Regions from separate parts of the Homo sapiens genome. Here region 2 is linked to region 1. A link is an interaction called in ENCODE POLR2A ChIA-PET data of the cell type or tissue named here. Cell type or tissue: A673. All regions are shown on one strand. Each heading gives the region's core, and the rest is flanking DNA. Links, peaks and the distances in the headings are about the cores only. Region 1 holds the start of TMEM256 (transmembrane protein 256). Region 2 holds the start of ATP1B2 (ATPase Na+/K+ transporting subunit beta 2).

Region 1 (8,316 bases), core at 58-8,057:
GGGGGGGAGAGGGAGGGAGGCCCCCCTCGCCCCAGGAGGGAGGAGGGGCGGGGGGAAAGGAGGGAGGAGGGGGTTGGGGAGGGACCTGGGTTAGACTGGACAGAGAAGGGGTCTGTTCCTCTCCATGGAGGGGGCACGGGGTGGGGAAGGGGAAGGAAATGGGAGAAGGTGAAGGCAGGCCCGACCTGCGGGGGGTGGAGCGAGAGGGGCAGGGAGGCAGGATACAGACAGACGGACAGACAGAAAAATACAGAGGTGGAAGAGGGCAAGGGAAATTGGATGGGGCAGACAGAAAGGAATGGGGAAACAGAAGAGACAAGTGGTTAGTGACCTGGAATTCAGACCAAGTTGCCCCCTTCTCCCACCCACAGGCCCCCTGACACCTCCCCACTCCCACCCAGCAGCCCTTCTCCCCTCAGCAGACGCCTAGGTTGGGGGTGGGGCCCAGATGTGGTTCAAGTCCAGGACCCAGCCAGAGGAGAGGCGGGTCAGCTCTCCAGACCCAGCATGCTCCCTTCCAGCTGATGTATCCCTCCCAGGCAGGTTCTCCTCAGGGACTCAGGAGTCCCAGCTCCCACCTCCCTGGGAGGGAATGAGGTAGACAAGGAAGAGAAAACAAAAATACCAAGTCATTAATTAGCTGGAAGAGGCAGGTTTGTTTATATGTGTTAATTACTCCTGAGCTGTAATTTCATGGCGCTGAACCCCCACCCCAGGCCAGACTCAGGCCTTTCTTGGGACTGCACAAACCTAGCACCTTATCCCCACTTCAACACACCATTCGCTAAGGATTTGTGCTGCCTGCGACCCCTCTCTCCCCAGACTCTCTCCATTTCCTCCGTCAGAAGTTGGGGTACCTTGAGGCTGGGGTTAGAGTAGGGAGGGGACGCTGGAGGGGCAAATCCAGGGACAGATGCGTGATCCTGCAGCCGGTTGCCGGGTGACGGGATGCTGCCCCGCAATGTTACCTCGGCAACGGGCTGCAGCTTTAACCCTGGAGGGGGGTTCTGGAGGAAGACGGGAAGGGGCTGGCTTGGTTTGGTGGTCCATTCAGGGCATGAAGGGGAGGGCAAAGGCGTGAGTCAGAATGCAAGAGTTCCCCCCAACCTTAACATAGAGGAAGAAGTATATATGTTGAGAGGAGGGGGAGATTGGGGGCACCAAGAACGCTAAAAGCCCTGCCTGTTGGCCAATCAAAGCCTAGCCTTAGTGACCAGGCCTCTGGCTTGGGAGAGGGGGTGCTGAGGTGGGCTTGAAGAGACATCACAGGAGCCTACTGACTGCCCCCCTCCAGCAATTTCAAGCAACCTTGGACCCCACCACCTTTTCATCTTTGCAAGCCATTGTGACCCATGTCCTGGGGGCAACACTGAGCTTTCTTCTCTTCCCATCCCAACCCATCCATTCACCTACCCTTCCCCTTGCCACCCCCCCTACAGTTGCTGCTCTGATGCCTGGGTGCTCAGGGCAGCAGGGGCCAGCCAAGGGAGAAGATCAGACCGGAGGGGCAGACACCCAGGTCATTTCGGCAAGCCCCCCCCCCGCCCCCCCACCAGCCGCCAGAGCTGTTTGCTGACGCGGGGTTTTCAGAGCCAGGCGCCAGCCCGCGGGTGGCTCTCTGCAGGTGTCAATTTATTCCAGAGATGAGGACACAGGAATCCTTACCACACACACCCAGTCATGCCCCCTGCCTTTCAGCTTCTCTAAGGCTCCTCTATTCCTCCATCACCTGGAGGTGGCTCGGGGCTGATTCCCCCAGGATCTCCTTTTCCTGTGCCAGACTGGGCTCAGCTACCATGGCCTTGCTGCCCCCTCCCCCTCCCCACAACAAGATCTGCCTCAGTCACCCTCTCCTCTTGAGGGTACTCTGGGCCCCTGGCCTCCTCCCACCAGCTCCGCTCCCTCCTTCCCTCCCACTGGAGGCCCCCCCATCTCTCTCCTCTCCGTAGTGCTCCCTGGGAGCATCTTTTGTGGGCCTCTTCCAGCTTGCCCCAGCTCTTGCCTTCAGTCTCTCACCCTCGGTCTTTTTACATCTTTCTCTTCTGTATCTCTCTCCTTGGTGTTTCTCATTTCTTTCTCTCTCTCCAAATGCCTTCCCCAAATTTCCCCCTTAAGCCTTCTGTCTCTCTCTCCTGTCTTTCCCCATCACTGTCTCCCCCATTTTCTCTCCTCATCTCTGTCTGCCACATCTTGCTCCCTCCTCCTTCTCCCTATCCCTCTGCCTTCTCTCTCCATTCCTGCCCAGGCCTGACTCCCCCAGCCGGGGAGAGTTGAGGGACGGGGGCTCAGGCCGCAGGCCCCCCCTTCCTGCAGTGGTGAAAATGGCTTGGCTGGGAAGGGGAGAAGGAGGGGGAGGGGGAGATGGGAACACACGGGGTCTGTGGGCCCATTCAAAGGATCATTCATGGACTGGAGAGAGGCAGAGACAAAGAGACCAAGACGCAGAGACACGGCGAGAGCATCCCTAGGCGGAGACACGCAGACAGAGCAGGCTGGGGGAAACCAGGCGCAGGGAGGGAGATGGGGAGAGGGAGACCCCAGTGGACCGCCACGCAGCCCCCTCCACCGACCCGGCTTAGGTCCTACCTGGCTCAGCCCTGGGGCCGTGGTGCCTCCATCCAGGGCTCCGAGTGGGGGGCGAAAGGCCTTCGGGAGGGGGCGGCGGCCTCTGAGCCCCCGCGGCCCCGCAGGCCCAGCCCCCGCCCGCAGCGCCTCACCCGGCGGGGGAGGGGGATCGCCCCAGCCCCGGGGGGCGGGGCCGGGATCCAGTCGATCCCCGGGAAAAGGAGAGCTAGGGGATGGGATCAGGGGGAGCCCGAGAACAGGGAACCCCGCAGTAGGGACGATAGAGAAAGGAGGGGGCAACGGGACAGGACTAGATTGAGGATCCGCTGGTTCCGTGGGCCGGCTTCGAGGGACCAGAAGGCGGTCCAGGCGGAGGATCCTAAGGATCGGGTGCTGGAGGAGGAGTCCACGTTAATCCCCAGGGGCCCGGGGCCCGGGAGCGCAGGATCCGCGGTGCAGGGGCAGGGATCCAGCCGGAATCCTCGGGGAGGGGGAGGGATCTAGTCGATCCCGAGGGCGGGCGTGAGGGGGAGGTCCGGGGAGTCAGAGGAGGGCGGGAGCCGAGTCCAGAGCCCCGGGGCGGGGGTCAGCGCGGATCCTAGGAGGGAAGGCGGGGGTGAGGGGAGGCTTCGAGGGACGCTCAGCAGCCGGGAGGCCCGGACTCCTGGCTCCGCGCGCCAGGGCCGGCCCGCCCCGCGTCCATCCCAGCCCGAGAGTGATGATCCGCCGGCGGAGCAGCCGCAGCAGCCCCGCGCGTCACCGCGCGGCCGCCTCCCCCGCCCCCTGCCGAGAGAGCGGCGCACACCCCCCGCTCGCACCCCCCGCTCGCACCCGCCTGCCCGCCCGCCCTCCGGAGAATGGGGGGATTGGAGATGGTGGGAAGAGGCGGGAGCGGACAGACGGACAGATGGACGTAGCGGGCCAGGGCAGGGTGGAGACATTCCCCCGGATCTCCCACCCTCGGGGCTCTCGCGGTCTCGGAGGGCTGGCGGGGGGGAGAATATCTTAACTACAGGGGGCGGGGCATCATACAAAGAAGGCGGAGCCTTCAGACATGGGGGAGGGGCCATTTGTGCAGTGGGCGGGGTTTACTGGCAATAGGTGGGGCTTTGCTATCTTTCGGGCCGCCTCTTTTTGGTAGTGGGTTTGATTTGAAGCTGAACAGGAGGAGCCTGTGGAAAAAGGGGCGGAACTTTGAGAGAAGACCGGGATCTTTGGAAATTGGCCGGAGCATGGGGGTGGGGGGTTCGAAGAGGCGATCAACTTGGAAAGTGGGCCAATCCTTGACGCAAATCCCCCTAGTCCCGCCCTCAACCCCGCCCCCCCACTGCTTAGCTCCTCTGTTCCTAATTGGTGCTGGTTTCTCCGCCCGCCAGACGTCTTCGCCACTCTGCAGCGGTTTTACAAAGGCGGGTGAAGAGCGCAATGCTGAAATGAACACGGCCCGGATTGGGCGCCTGTGAACCTTATTTGCATGGGCGGTCGGGATTGGCTGGCCTCTTGGGTGGCCTGGGCGGCGTTGGTCCGGTGCGTCCTGTTCTACAGCTATGGCCGGGCCAGCTGCAGCTTTCCGCCGCTTGGGCGCCTTGTCCGGAGCTGCGGCCTTAGGCTTCGCTTCCTACGGGGCGCACGGTCAGGGGGCTGGGGACGAAGATGGGACTGTACTTGGGGCGTCCTCTGGGGTCTGCTGCAAGGGCGTAACCTATGGGAGGTGCCCGGCCTCTCGTTTATCAGACAGTCCGCGGAGCCCTAAACCTTTTAAAGTCCCCCAGCTGGGTCCAATTGGTTCCCAGTACTGCCCGAGCGTGTTCCCACCAATCGGAAGCTTCCTGGGGCGGGGGGGGGGGTGCCCTTTCTCGCCAATGTCCACCTGGGTCCCCCCGGATTGGGGGCGGTCAGGGCTGGCACTAGGACCGCTAACCTTTGCTTCTTTTCTCCACAGGCGCCCAATTCCCAGATGCCTACGGGAAGGAGGTGAAGTAACTGCGCTGGGGCTCCCTGACTCGTGGGTCTACGAAGGCACAAAGTCTGGGGTCCCTGGGGGAAGTGGGCGGGGAGAGGGTGGGGCGAGCCGCGGATCTCTGGAGCAGCAAAGGCCAAAGGCTCTGTAAGCCAAAGGCCTGGGATCAAGCTGGGACTTCAAGGGTGGGGTGGGGGAAGGAACTTTGGTCCCTTGTGTCATCAGGGGATCTCAGTACCTGTATTGCCTACGACATCCCTTCGTTTCTGTTTTTCTTACAGCTGTTTGACAAGGCCAACAAACACCACTTCTTACACAGCCTGGCCCTGTTAGGGGTGCCCCATTGCAGAAAGCCACTCTGGGTAATCTTTCCCTGCGCCTAACCCTGACCAAGCCCCACACACTCCCTCTCAGCCTGCCCTGTTCTTAACAATCCTGTTTTCTGTGCTGTGTCTCCTTCAGGCTGGGTTATTGCTAGCTTCCGGAACGACCTTATTCTGCACCAGCTTTTACTACCAGGCTCTGAGTGGAGACCCCAGCATCCAGACTTTGGCCCCTGCGGGAGGGACCCTGCTACTCTTGGGCTGGCTTGCCTTGGCTCTTTGAGCTCCCTTTTGCTTAATTACTGGGTTTTCTGGGCAGTTTTTTTTTTAAAGAGTTGGAGTAAGAAGAGGATTAAAAAGGAAAGGCAAATAAACTTTGGAGTCTTTGTTCATCTAACCTCTTGGAGGACGAAGGGTGGGGATTCAACCTCTGAACTCCCTCCATTTCCTAAGACTTAATCAGTGAGCCTTAGGTCTGGGGATTCTGGTCACTTTAAGTTAACTTATTATAATGTTCTTACCCTGGTGGGCATCAAAGTCATAAAGAATGCTTGAAATAACACAGATTCCTACTGAAGCACTCTTTCGGGCCTGAGAATCTGTATTTTAATAAGCTCATCTTGTGGTTCTGATGCATACTAGGTTTTTAATTTTATTATTATTATTATTATTATTTTGAGATGGAGTCTTGCTCTGTCGCCCAGGCTGGAATACAGTGGCGCGACCTCGGCTCACTGCAACCTCTGCCTCCCAGGTTCAAGCGATTCTCCTGCCTCGGCCTCCTGAATAGCTGGGATTACAGGCGCCTGCCACCATGCCCAACTAATTTTTTGTATTTTTAGTAGACACGGGGTTGTGCCATGTTGGCAAGGCTGGTTTTGAACTCCCGACCTCAGGTGATCCGCCTGCCTTGGCCTCCCAAAGTGCTGTGATTACAGGTATGAGCCACCACGCCCGGCCTGTTTTTATTTTTATTTTTATTTTTTTGAGACAGAGTTTCACTCTGTTGCCCAGGCTGGAGTGCAGTGGTGCGATTTTGGTTCACTGCAACCTCCACCTCCTGAGTTCAAGTGATTCTCCTGCCTCAGCCTCCCAAGTAGCTGAGATTATAGGTGCATGCCACCATGCCTGGCTAATTTTTGTATTTTTAGTAGAGATGGGGTTTCACCATATTGGCGAAGCTGGTCTTGAACTCCTGACCTCAAGCAATTCACCCGCCTCAGCCTCCCAAAGTACTGGGATTTTAAAAAATTACTATAGGGTCATGGTTTTCAGCCCTGTTGTTATCAGCACCCACTTACTCTAGAAGTGAGGATTAAGGCAAGGCAGGATAGGAGTGTCATTAGTTACAAAATACTTTGGGGTTCAAAGCAGGGACAGATCATGTATTGGGGATCAGAAAATGTGTCACAATGCTTGAGATGATCCTTAAAGGAGCTCTATTGTATGGAAGAAACAATGAACAAAGAACAAGATGGAGAGGGGAGGGGTTTGGAGAAGCAGGAGTCTTCAATGTGGGCTGAGTTTGAGTTAGGTAGGAAAGGAGTGAGAAAAGGTGGCAGGACAGGCTGGAGTGGCAGTCACAGCATGTAGAGAACTGGAAGATATTTAGTGGGGACAGTATTTATTTATTGTGACGCAGTCTTGCCCTGTTACCCAGGCAGGAGTGCAGTGGCACGATCTCAGCTCACTGCAACCTCCGCCTCCCGGGTTCAAGTGATTCTCCTGCCTCAGCCTCCCGAGTAGCTGGGATTACAGGCGCCCGCAACCGCGCCCGGCTAATTTTTGTATTTTTAGTAGAGACGGGGTTTTGCCATGTTGGCCAGGCTGGTCTCAAACTCCCGACCTCAAGTGATCCACCTGCCTCAGCCTTCCAAAGTGCTGGCATTACAGGTGTGAGCCACTGCTCCTGGCAGGCACAGTATTTATTAAACCAGTGTTGATCATGCGTCAGACACGTTACAAGGAAGATCAACCCTGAGGGAGACAGATATCCCCTCCCTCAAGGAGTTTCCCATCTAGTAGTGGAAATGGACCTGAAATAACTAAACATTTATAAAATTTGCAAAACATGTATCATTACAAATTGTGCTGCATGCTGAAAGGAAAGGAACAGAGAGGACCCTGTGCGATGGCTCAAGCCTGTGATCCCAACATTTTGGAAGGCGGACGTGGGAACATTGCTCGAGCCCAGGAGTTCGAGACCAGCCTGGATAACACAGGGAGACCCCTGTCTTTACAAAAATAAAAAAATAGCGAGGCGTGGTGGCTCACGCCTGTAATCCTAGCACTTTGGGAGGCCGAGGTGGGCGGATCACAAGGTCAGGAGATCGACACTATCCTGGCTAACACGGTGAAACCCCGTCTCTCCTGAAAATACAAAAAAAAATTAGCTGGGCGTGGTGCCGGGCGCCTGTAGTCCCAGCTACTCGGGAGGCTGAGGCAGGAGAATGGCATGAGGCTGAGGCAGGAGAATGGCATGAACCCAGGAGGCGGAGCTTGCAGTGAGCCGAGATAGTGCCACTGCACTCCAGCCTGGGCGACAGAGCGAGACTCCGTCTCAAAAAATAAATAAATGAATAAATAAAAATAAAAATAAAAATAAATAGCCATGGCCAGGTGCGGTGGCTCATGCCTGTAATCCCAGCACTTTGGGAGGCTGAGGCGGGTGGATCACGAGGTCAGGAGATCGAGACCATCCTGGCTAACACAGTGAAACCCCTGTCTCTACTAAAAATACAAAAAAATTAGCCGGGCATGGTGGTGGGAACCTGTGGTCCCAGCTACTCGGGAGGCTGAGGCAGGAGAATGGCGTGAACCCGGGAGGCGGAGCTTGCAGTGAGCCGCGATGGCGCCACTGCACTCCAGCCTGGGCGACAGAGCCAGACTCCGTCTCAAAAAAAAAAAAAAAAAAAAATAGCCAGGTGTAGTGGCTTGTGCCTGTAGCCTGCAGGCCCAGCTACTCGGGAGGCTGAGTTTGGAGGAACACATGTCTGGTTCCTGACTCATCTTTTTTTTTTTTTTTTTTTTTTTTGAGTCAGAGTTTCGCTGGTTGCCCAGGCTGGAGTGCAATGGTGCGATCTCGGCTCACTACAATGTCCGCCTCCTGGGTTCGAGCAATTTTCCTGAATCAGCCTCCCAAGTAGCTGGAATTACAGGCATGCGCCACCATGCCCGGCAAATTTTGTATTTTTAGTAGAGACAGGGTTTCTTCATGCTGGTCAGGCTAATCTCAAACTCGCGACCTCAGGTGATCCGCCCGCCTCGGCCTCCCAAAGTGCTGGGATTACAGACATGAGCCACTGTGCCTGGCCTCTGACTCATCTTTAAAATGAAGAAATATTGTGATCTACGAGTGTACCTCAAATTATGCCATCTCCCTGGATATACATGCTTCATTGGCTCCCCTTTGCCCTCAGAAGACAGTACAACATCTCCGCACAAGGCCCTCCACCATTTGGCCCTGTC
Region 2 (8,277 bases), core at 1-8,000, 250 kb before region 1:
CCTGTCATCATTCTAGGAACTCCTGAAGGCTGCTAATGGCACGAAAGCCTCCTACTCCACTCCTACCCCAAGTTCTTACCCCATCCTCAGGAATCAGTTTCTGGAGCAGAGCCAAGAAAGAAGAGATACATGATTAAGGGTTGAATAGGAAGCAAGGAAGGGGATGTGGAGGGAGCAGCCAGTTTCTAGAAAGGACAGACCGGGGGGGAAGCGGGGAACAGGGTCCCAAGGACAACGAACTGGTGGCAGATGGTGCTAACAGATCAGCAGCTACCAGACACCTAGAAGGAACTGACGGGTGGGGGCCATATGGGAGGGAGAGCGAACGATACGGACAATCTGGGAATGAAGGAGAAGGTGGAAGCGTTAGGGAGAGAAGCCAGAGGCCAGGGCGTTGGTGGAGGAGGGCGTGTGTCTGGCCCCTAGGAGAGCAGGCCTCTGCATCCCAGAGAGAAGCAAGAGGAGTGCGGGGCCCTCGGAGTTCAAGCTACAGTGGAGCCCAAAAGCCCACTCTTACCCCCTTGTTTCTATGGTGATGGGGCCTCTAGGAGCAAAGAAGATAGGGAGAGACAGGTGAATTACACAGAAACCATGAAGGACACTCAGGTGAGCCACTCAGGTGAGCAGGCAGACAAGGCCCAACGAACTCACCTTCCCAGCACAGGTAACATTCATGCTCTGGTTTGCTCCTGCATAGAAGTTGATGACCTGGAGTGAGGGTGGAAGGTGAAGAGAGTCAGAGGAAGAAGTTGTCGAAGATGGGCATCCAGACCAAGCTAAGCCGGGGACTGTAGTCCCAACTACTAGGGAGGTTGAGGCGGGAGGATAGCTTAATTCCAGGAGTTCAAGGCCAGCCTGGGCAACATAGCAAGACCCTGTCTAAAAAAAAAACAAAAGGCATCCAGCCTTCTAACTGCAGAGCTTAGCCTCCAAGAGTCCCACCTCTCTTTTTCTCTCAGCTACACAAACATCCAAGTCTTTCTCATGCCCATTAGCCCCAGTGAAAGGATGCAATTGTCTGCAGGTGGTGTCCCCAGATCCTTCCTCCATTCACCCTGGGGACCAAGGTCATAGATACCCGGTTCATCTTGATGAAGACACAGGGCTGCCCAGTGCTGTAACCATAGTGGGTGGAGTCCCCAATGCCGGAGCAGTTGCCCAGCTGGGTCCGGTTGAATTGGCAGGCACGTTTGGGGTAGTTGAGGACTCCATTATCTGGCTGTTCGTAATAGCGTCCAGGGCGGCAGACATCATTCTTTTGGGCTTGGATAGAGTCGTTGTAAGCTAAAGAGGTGGGAGGGAGAGACTCAGGGGCCAGATGTTCCACTTCCAAGGTCCCCAGTCCCCTGCCCGAAGTCTTGAACTGACACATAACCAGGCCCACACTCACGCTCCAAGAACTTGTTGAGCTTCTGAACATGCTGGTCCCAGCTTTCAGTGTCACTGACATTGACAATGACATCAAGGTTCTCAGTCTTGGGGCGAATCATCAAGCCTACAGCCAACAAAGGCAGAAGTTGGGGGTATCTATAAGATGAGGGACTGCACACAGAGGGAAGAAAATGGACACAGGGAACACCAGAGTGGGGACAGCGGTGAATATCTGAGATCGTCTTCATGGGAGGGTGATCTCCTGTGGCTATCTGCCACATGCCCAAATCACACAGCTCCCAACTGCAGTAAATGGGAAGGTGGACAGATTTCAAGAACTTCCAAGCACGTGGGGATTGGGTCATCAAAATCAAACTCCTGGAAGGAACTATGAGTTCCTTCTGGAGGTTTGGGGGCACAAGAGCAGTTAGAGTAGCTGGCAGGGGGAGCCTCCACACTCACCCGGTGTGGCCAGTCGGTCCTGGTACTTGGGGGTATGGTCGGAGACAGTCTGCAGCATCACCCACATGGTGAGGGTGAACATGGCGGTGAGGAACCCATAAAAAACGAGGTAGAAGAGGAGGATAAAGGCTAGGGAGGAGGAAACAGGGTCAGCAGGGCCCAAGGTTCCCACCATAACCTCAACTATCCCCACACACCCCTCTACCCACTCTGAAGTTCTGCACTGGGACTGATCACAGAGCCACAGGGATGTCTTAGAGCCTTCCTCTGGAGGCAAAATGAGACAAACTGGAAACAGGCAGTTGTGTCTGGCTTCTAGCCATGACTCCCAGCCCCCTCCTGGTCCTAGGGCACAGTGAAGCCCGACCTTGTGGAGGTCTGTTATTTTGCCTCCAATTACATTTCCAACTTCTCAACCATGCATAGTCCTGACAAGGCACACATCTGTTACCTCTGCATTCGTACTCATGCTTAAAGCTGTGCTAGCATGGTGCCTTTTAAAGCGGGTACTGGCCACCATTCACAAGCAAACCCTCATACCACCCCGCAGAGACTGGACCCTCAGATTTGAATAGCAACATCTCTCTCCTGGTGCCCTTCAGAAGCCAAACTTTGAACACAGTTCCTGAAATGAAAGACCTAACACTAGCCTAGCTACAAATCTCTCAGAGACGGCTTGTTAGAACCTTCAACAGTCACCCCACCCTCAGTTCACACCCAGCACCCTGGGCAGAGGCAGGGAGGAAAGGCAGAATCTCCCACAGCCTTCCCTTGGTGGGATCTCTCCATGGCTCCCCCGCCTGAAGTAAGGACCCAAGGGCCGGCTGTTCCCACCACCCTGGACTCCCAATCCTTCCATCTCAGAGGACACTTCTTCCATGAAGTCCTCTGGCTCTCCCAAGCATTGCTGGATTCTTCTCATCCCAGGGGCTGGAGTTTGAGTTCCCTGAGGGAATGGATTGCATGGGACCCACTTCGTGTAGGCCCCGAATGGGTGGACTGATGGGGACGGTGCCCAGTGTGGAAAGATTGTAAATCGTGTCACACAGTGTCCTCTGTCCCCTGTGTCTCAACGTCCCAGCTTGACCATCCCTCTTGGAAGAATTCCACCCCTCACCTGCACCTGTGCCGGTCACCAGACCCCCTCCACCCCCCCAACCCCCGACCACTACAGCTCCCTGAGTCCTGCCATGGTCAGCCTGGGGAGGCTTCCAAGTCATCCGACTGTCACAGACACCTGGCTGGCTGATGCACACAAATCACCACAGCGACCACTCCTCCCTCCGTCACCGACATGGGAGCAAAACCTGCAGCCTCGGTAAAACTCATACTATCAGCAGCCCCCCAACCCACAAAGCAGTCCCAGAAGGCTCCCAAGGCCAGGCGGTGGGATACAGACAACTTCCGCCGTGAAGAACCCCCCTAACACACCCCCCAAGACCCGCCCCCTCATGAACGTTCCCAGGGTCCAGGGGGTGGGCACGAGCTAAAAATAGACGGGGCTGCGGAGCTAGTGAGAGCCGGAGGGAGGGAAGGGGCGCTCTTTGGAGGTGGGGGACGCCCGTGTGGAGCGGACAGGCCCCGAGAGGGAGTGTGAGCGCCGGCGCGGACACGCAGGCGGAGCTGGCGACCCCCCGCCCGAGGGGGCTCCGCGGGGGGCGGGAAGGCGGCTGTGACCTACTTTCTCCGCCTCCGCACGGCCAGCCGGGGAGATTAGACTGGCGATTCGGCCCCCTCCCAGCCCAGAGCCCGGCAGGGAGGCTGGACGCCGGGGACCCGGGAGGGGAGCTGGGGCCGCGTCGGCGGGACCCTGCGCCCCCGAGGCGTCGCCCCGCGGCTTTCCCCCGCCCCTTGCGTGCCGGCCCTGCGTACCCCAGCTGGTCCCGGTGCGGCCCATAAACTGGTGCGTCCTCGGGTTCCACACGAACTCCTTCCACTCCTCAACCACCTGCCCGCAGCTCTTCTTCTCTTTCTGGATGACCATCTTGGTGGCGCGGGGCGAGTCCGGGCGCGGGGCGGGGGGTTGCGGAGAAGCGGGGGCGCCGCGCGCTGAAGCCCTCCACACACCCAAAAGCACGGGGAGCGAAGGCGGCGCGGGCAAAGGAGACCCCCCTCAGATATGCAGCTGCTGCAGATTCCGGGGTGCACGACCACGCGCTGCGGGGTGCTGGCAGCGCGGCGGAAGATGCACCGATCCTAGGCCCCCCAACTGCGATGAAAAGGGGTGCTGTCAGAGCAGGGGAGAATAACAAGAGGAAGGGGTATGAATGCAGCTTCACCCCCCACCAAACCGTCTAGAAACAAAACGAAATGGGGTGCAAAAACAGACGGCTACAAAAACCGAGCAGAACGCAGAAAAAAAGCGGGGTACAAAAAGGCAGAGAGAGGTGGGGGAGGGGGCCGCCCCGAAATCCAAGATGCAAAGAAGCTGTGGAACGAAGCTCAAGGCTCGCTCCGCCAAGCGGAGACCACTGCACCGGTGGTGGCTCAGCCGCGGGGGTGGGGCGGGGACGCGCAGCTGGGGGACAGCCAGGGATGGGGGGCCCCCCAGGCGGAGGCTCCGCTCCTCAGCAGTGCGAGGCCCGCGGTCGCCGAGCGCGGTCTTTATACTCTGCGGCTCTGGGGGTGCCCGCCCCCTTCCCACCCCCAGAAGCTCCGCCTCCTCGCCACTGGCCCAGGCGACCTCATACATATGTAAATATGGAGAGGTTGGGCCCGCCCCCCTGACTTCTCTTAGGGACCTAGCTGTCTCTCCATTACCCCCACCCCAGGTACTAGACTGGGACAGGGTGGGAGGAAGAGATAGAGGGCGTGTCCGGGCGGAGTAGAGGGAAAGATAACCCCAGAGAAACACAACGGCAGAGAGAGAAGCCGATATATGCTCAAAGGTGGGGGCCCCAGGCAGGGAGTTAGAAAGAGACTAAGATACAGATGCGGCGGAAGAGTCCGGGAGCAGATGGGGCAGAATGTCAGAGGAATAAAGAGCTAGAGATCAAGAAAGAGAGCGAAGAGACCAGCCGGGAGGCTGGCCGAGCCAGGAGGGAAGCTAGGACAGGCCCCGCAGAGATGGATAAAGGCCACCCCCAGAGGGACGTTCCCCTGTTGGGAGCCGCTACCAGTCCCCCAGACGCCTCCTTCTCCAATCTCACAGCCCCTGTCCACACCACCTGGCTCTGTCCACGTGCAGAGGCTTCCCCATCTTCCCATCACGTCTCCCTGAAGCCCTCTCAACACCACATTCCCAGTCCCCAGCACTGCCCTGAGATCCCAGCCCTGCAGCCAGGTCTACTTCGGTTCTCTGCCTCCTGGCACCCCCACCCCCACGTCGGAACTCACCTCCTTATGTGTCTACTTGGGTCAACAAACATTTATTGAGCACCTCTATAGACTGTGTGCTGTAGCCCTGGGGAGGCCAGAGAGGTTACACTGAAGCCACATCTCTCACGGGGCTCACAGTCTAGGGCGGGAGTACACTTGCTCTACATACCACATGTTAAGAATCATTATCTCAAGCCGGGCACGGTGGCTTATGCCTGTAATCCCAGCATTTTGGGAGGCCGAGGCGGGCAGATCACGAAGTCAGGAGTTCGAGACTAGCCTTGCCCACATGGTGAAACCCCGTCTCTACTTAAAAATGCAAAATTAGGCCAGGCGCGGTGGCTCACGCCAGTAATCCCAGCACTTTGGGAGGCCGAGGTGGGTGGATCACGAGGTCAGGAGATCGAGACCATCCTGGATAACACAGTGAAACCCCGTCCCTACTAAAAATACAAAAAAAAAAAATTAGCTGGGCGTCGTGGCGGGAGCTTGTAGTCCCAGCTACTTGGGAGGCTGAGGCAGGAGAATGGCATGAACCCGGGAGGCGGAGCTTGCAGTGAGCCGAGATCGCTCCACTGCACTCCAGCCTGGGCAACAGAGCTTCCGTCTCAATAAAAAAAAAAAAAAAAATTAGCTGGGCATGGTGGTGGGTGCCTGTAGTCCCAGCTACTCAGGAGGCTGAAGCAGGAGAATTGCTTGAACCCGGGAGGCGGAGCTTGCAGTGAGCTGAGATCACGCCATTGCACTCCAGCTTGGGCAATAGAGTGAGACTTCGTCTCAAAAAAAGAGAGAAAAAAAAAATCATTATCTCGGCCAGGCCCAGTGGCTCATGCCTGTAATCCCAGCTCTATAGGAGGCCGAGGCCAATGGATCACCTGAGCAAGGGAGTTCGAGACCAGAGGTCAGGAGTTCAAGACCAGCCTGGCCAACATGGTGAAACTGCGTCTCTACTAAAACTAAAAAAATTAGCCGGGTGCGGTGGTGGGAGCCTGTAATCCCAGCTACTCAGGAGGCTGAGGCAAGAGAATTGCTTGAACCTGGAAGGTGGAGGTTGCAGTGAGCCGAGATTGTGTCACTGCACTCCAGCCTGGACAAGAGCAAAACTCCATCTCAAAAAAATGGTATGCATTGAATGAATGAATGAATGAATGGGAGTTGGGGCTGGCCTCTGAAGGGTAGGTAGTCTTCCAGGACAAAGGAATGAAAGGCACAGAGGTGTGAAGTCAGGAGTAAGCACAGTCTACCCCAGGAGTGGCTGGCTTGGCTCCAGGAGAGAACTAGTCGGAGACTAGTGGGAAAGGAGGTTGGGGACACAGCATGGGTGTGGATTGCGGAGTACCCTGCAGGTTAGACTGAAGAATCAGGACTCTATCCTACAGGCTAATAAGAAGCCACTGAAGAACTTTCAGCTGAGGAGTGGCCTAATTAAAGCTGTATTTTGAGAAAATTAATCCCGAATCTGCTGCAGAATAGACTGAAGCATGGCCAGCTGCATAATTGTCAGGATCCAGTGCAAAATGGAAATGCAGGGACCCTTGTTCAAAACCTAGGGGAAAAAATGCCCTTAGAGGCACTAAAATATAAACTTTTTTTTTTTTTTTTTTTTTTTTTTTTTTTGGAGACAGAGTCTCACTGTGTCACCCAGGCTGGAGTGCAGTGGCATGATATCTGCTCACTGCAGCCTCTGCCTCCAGGGTTCAAGCGGTTCCTCCCTCAGTCTCCCGGGTAGCTGGGACTACCACCACGCCCGGCTAATTTCTGTATTTTTTTGTAGAGATGGGATTTCACCATGTTGGCCAGGCTAGTTTTGAGTTCCTGACCTCAAATGATCCACCTACCTTGGCCTCGCAAAGTGCTGGGATTACAGGTGTGAACAACCGCACCCAGCCTAAACTATTTTCCTTTCATCCATAGTTCTTTCAGCTTCTCATGGTTTTTTGTTTTAGAGACAGGGTCTTGCTATGTCACCCAGACTGGAGTGCAGTGACGCGATCTTGGCTCACTGCAACCTCCACTTCCCAGGTTCAAGCAATTCTTCTGTCTCAGCCTCTTGAGTAGCTGGGATTACAGGCACAGGCCACCATGCCCGGCTAATTTTTGTATTTTTACTAGAGACAGGGTTTTGCCGTGTTGGCCAGGCTGGTGTGGAACTCCTGGACTCCTGGACTCAAGGGATCCACCCACATCAGCCTCCCAAAGTGCTGAAATCACAAGTGTGAGCCACCGTACCCAGCATGTCCATGAACGACCTTCCAGTCTCAGCCTCCAGGTAGTTGGGGCTGCAGGCACACATCACCACACCTGGCTTTCTCATGGTGTTTTTTTCTTTGCTATTTAATGTTTACATGTTTTTTTTTTCTTTTTTTGAGACGGAGTCTCACTCTGTCGCCCAGGCTGGAGTGCAATGGCGCGATCTTGGCTCGCTGCAACTTCCACCTCCCGGGTTCAAGCGATTCTCCTGCCTCAGCCTCCTGAGTAGCTGGGATTACAGGCGTGCACAACCACGCCTGGCTAATTTTTGTATTTTTAGTAGAGATGGGATTTCACCATGTTGGTCAGTCTGGTCTGGAACTCCTGACCTCGTGATCCGCCCACCTCGGCCTCCCAAAATGCTGGGATTACAGGCGTGAGCCACCGCACCCGGTCTCTTTCTCTTTCTTTTTTAGAGATGGGGGGTCTCTTAAAAAACAAAGATGGAGGTCTCTGTGTTGACGAGGCTGGTCTCAAACTCCTGGCCTCAAGCAATCCTGCCATCTTGGCCTCCCAAAGTGCTAGGATTGCAGGTGTGAGCCCCGCCTAACATTTTTCTATCTTCAGCTTCCTGATAAGGAAGGAAGGACTGAAAGGAAAAGGAACTATGGGTTGCCTCAGCCTTCCCTTTCCTTCTATGTCATTGTTGCCAGCGTAAGTGGCCAAAACAGGGACATGACTAAGAAAAGATCTGGTAAGGTATGGTGATCATCCATGCCTCCTACAATGCCATTGCTTCCTTTCCACGTTCATAGCCAAGTTCTGCTTCCAGTGGAGAGTGTGGTCTCTCAGCTGTCAGCACTCCCACTTACTCTTTTTTTTTTTTTTTTTTTTTGAGATAGTCTCTTATTCTGTCACCTAGGCTGGAGTGCAGTG

Evidence for each region. Peaks named below come from ENCODE experiments on the same cell type or tissue, not always from the same donor. Only the 100,000 strongest peaks of a DNase experiment are listed, where the experiment ranks them.
Region 2: POLR2A ChIA-PET joins it to region 1 with 10 read pairs; 6 of 35 experiments call an interaction of 5 or more read pairs at or near these places.

What each region holds. Positions count from the first base shown.
Region 1 is chr17:7,399,881-7,408,196 of GRCh38, reverse strand. It overlaps TMEM256 (transmembrane protein 256), which reads left to right and starts at 4,100. Exons shown (of 4, transcript NM_152766.5): 1 at 4,100-4,197; 2 at 4,508-4,539; 3 at 4,807-4,887; 4 at 4,988-5,222. The coding sequence starts at 4,113. The coding sequence ends at 5,131. NLGN2 (neuroligin 2) reads right to left here and starts at 352. Exons shown (of 7, transcript NM_020795.4): 1 at 1-352. It overlaps TMEM256-PLSCR3 (TMEM256-PLSCR3 readthrough (NMD candidate)), which reads left to right and starts at 4,066. Exons shown (of 10, transcript NR_037719.1): 1 at 4,066-4,197; 2 at 4,508-4,539. RefSeq lists a silencer at 3,292-3,621 and an enhancer at 4,112-4,291. In A673, for the core only: no CTCF peak of the experiment used is centred there; DNase peaks (open chromatin) are centred at 3,036, 3,826 and 4,596; H3K4me3 peaks cover 3,180 bases; H3K27ac peaks cover 3,326 bases.
Region 2 is chr17:7,647,059-7,655,335 of GRCh38, reverse strand. ATP1B2 (ATPase Na+/K+ transporting subunit beta 2) reads right to left here and starts at 4,410. Exons shown (of 7, transcript NM_001678.5): 1 at 3,706-4,410; 2 at 1,834-1,962; 3 at 1,391-1,495; 4 at 1,079-1,284; 5 at 652-708. The coding sequence starts at 3,817. RefSeq lists enhancers at 1-140, 3,840-4,482, 4,757-5,257, 5,258-5,758 and silencers at 4,351-4,500, 7,247-7,456. In A673, for the core only: no CTCF peak of the experiment used is centred there; DNase peaks (open chromatin) are centred at 105 and 4,535; H3K4me3 peaks cover 1,513 bases; H3K27me3 peaks cover 1,429 bases.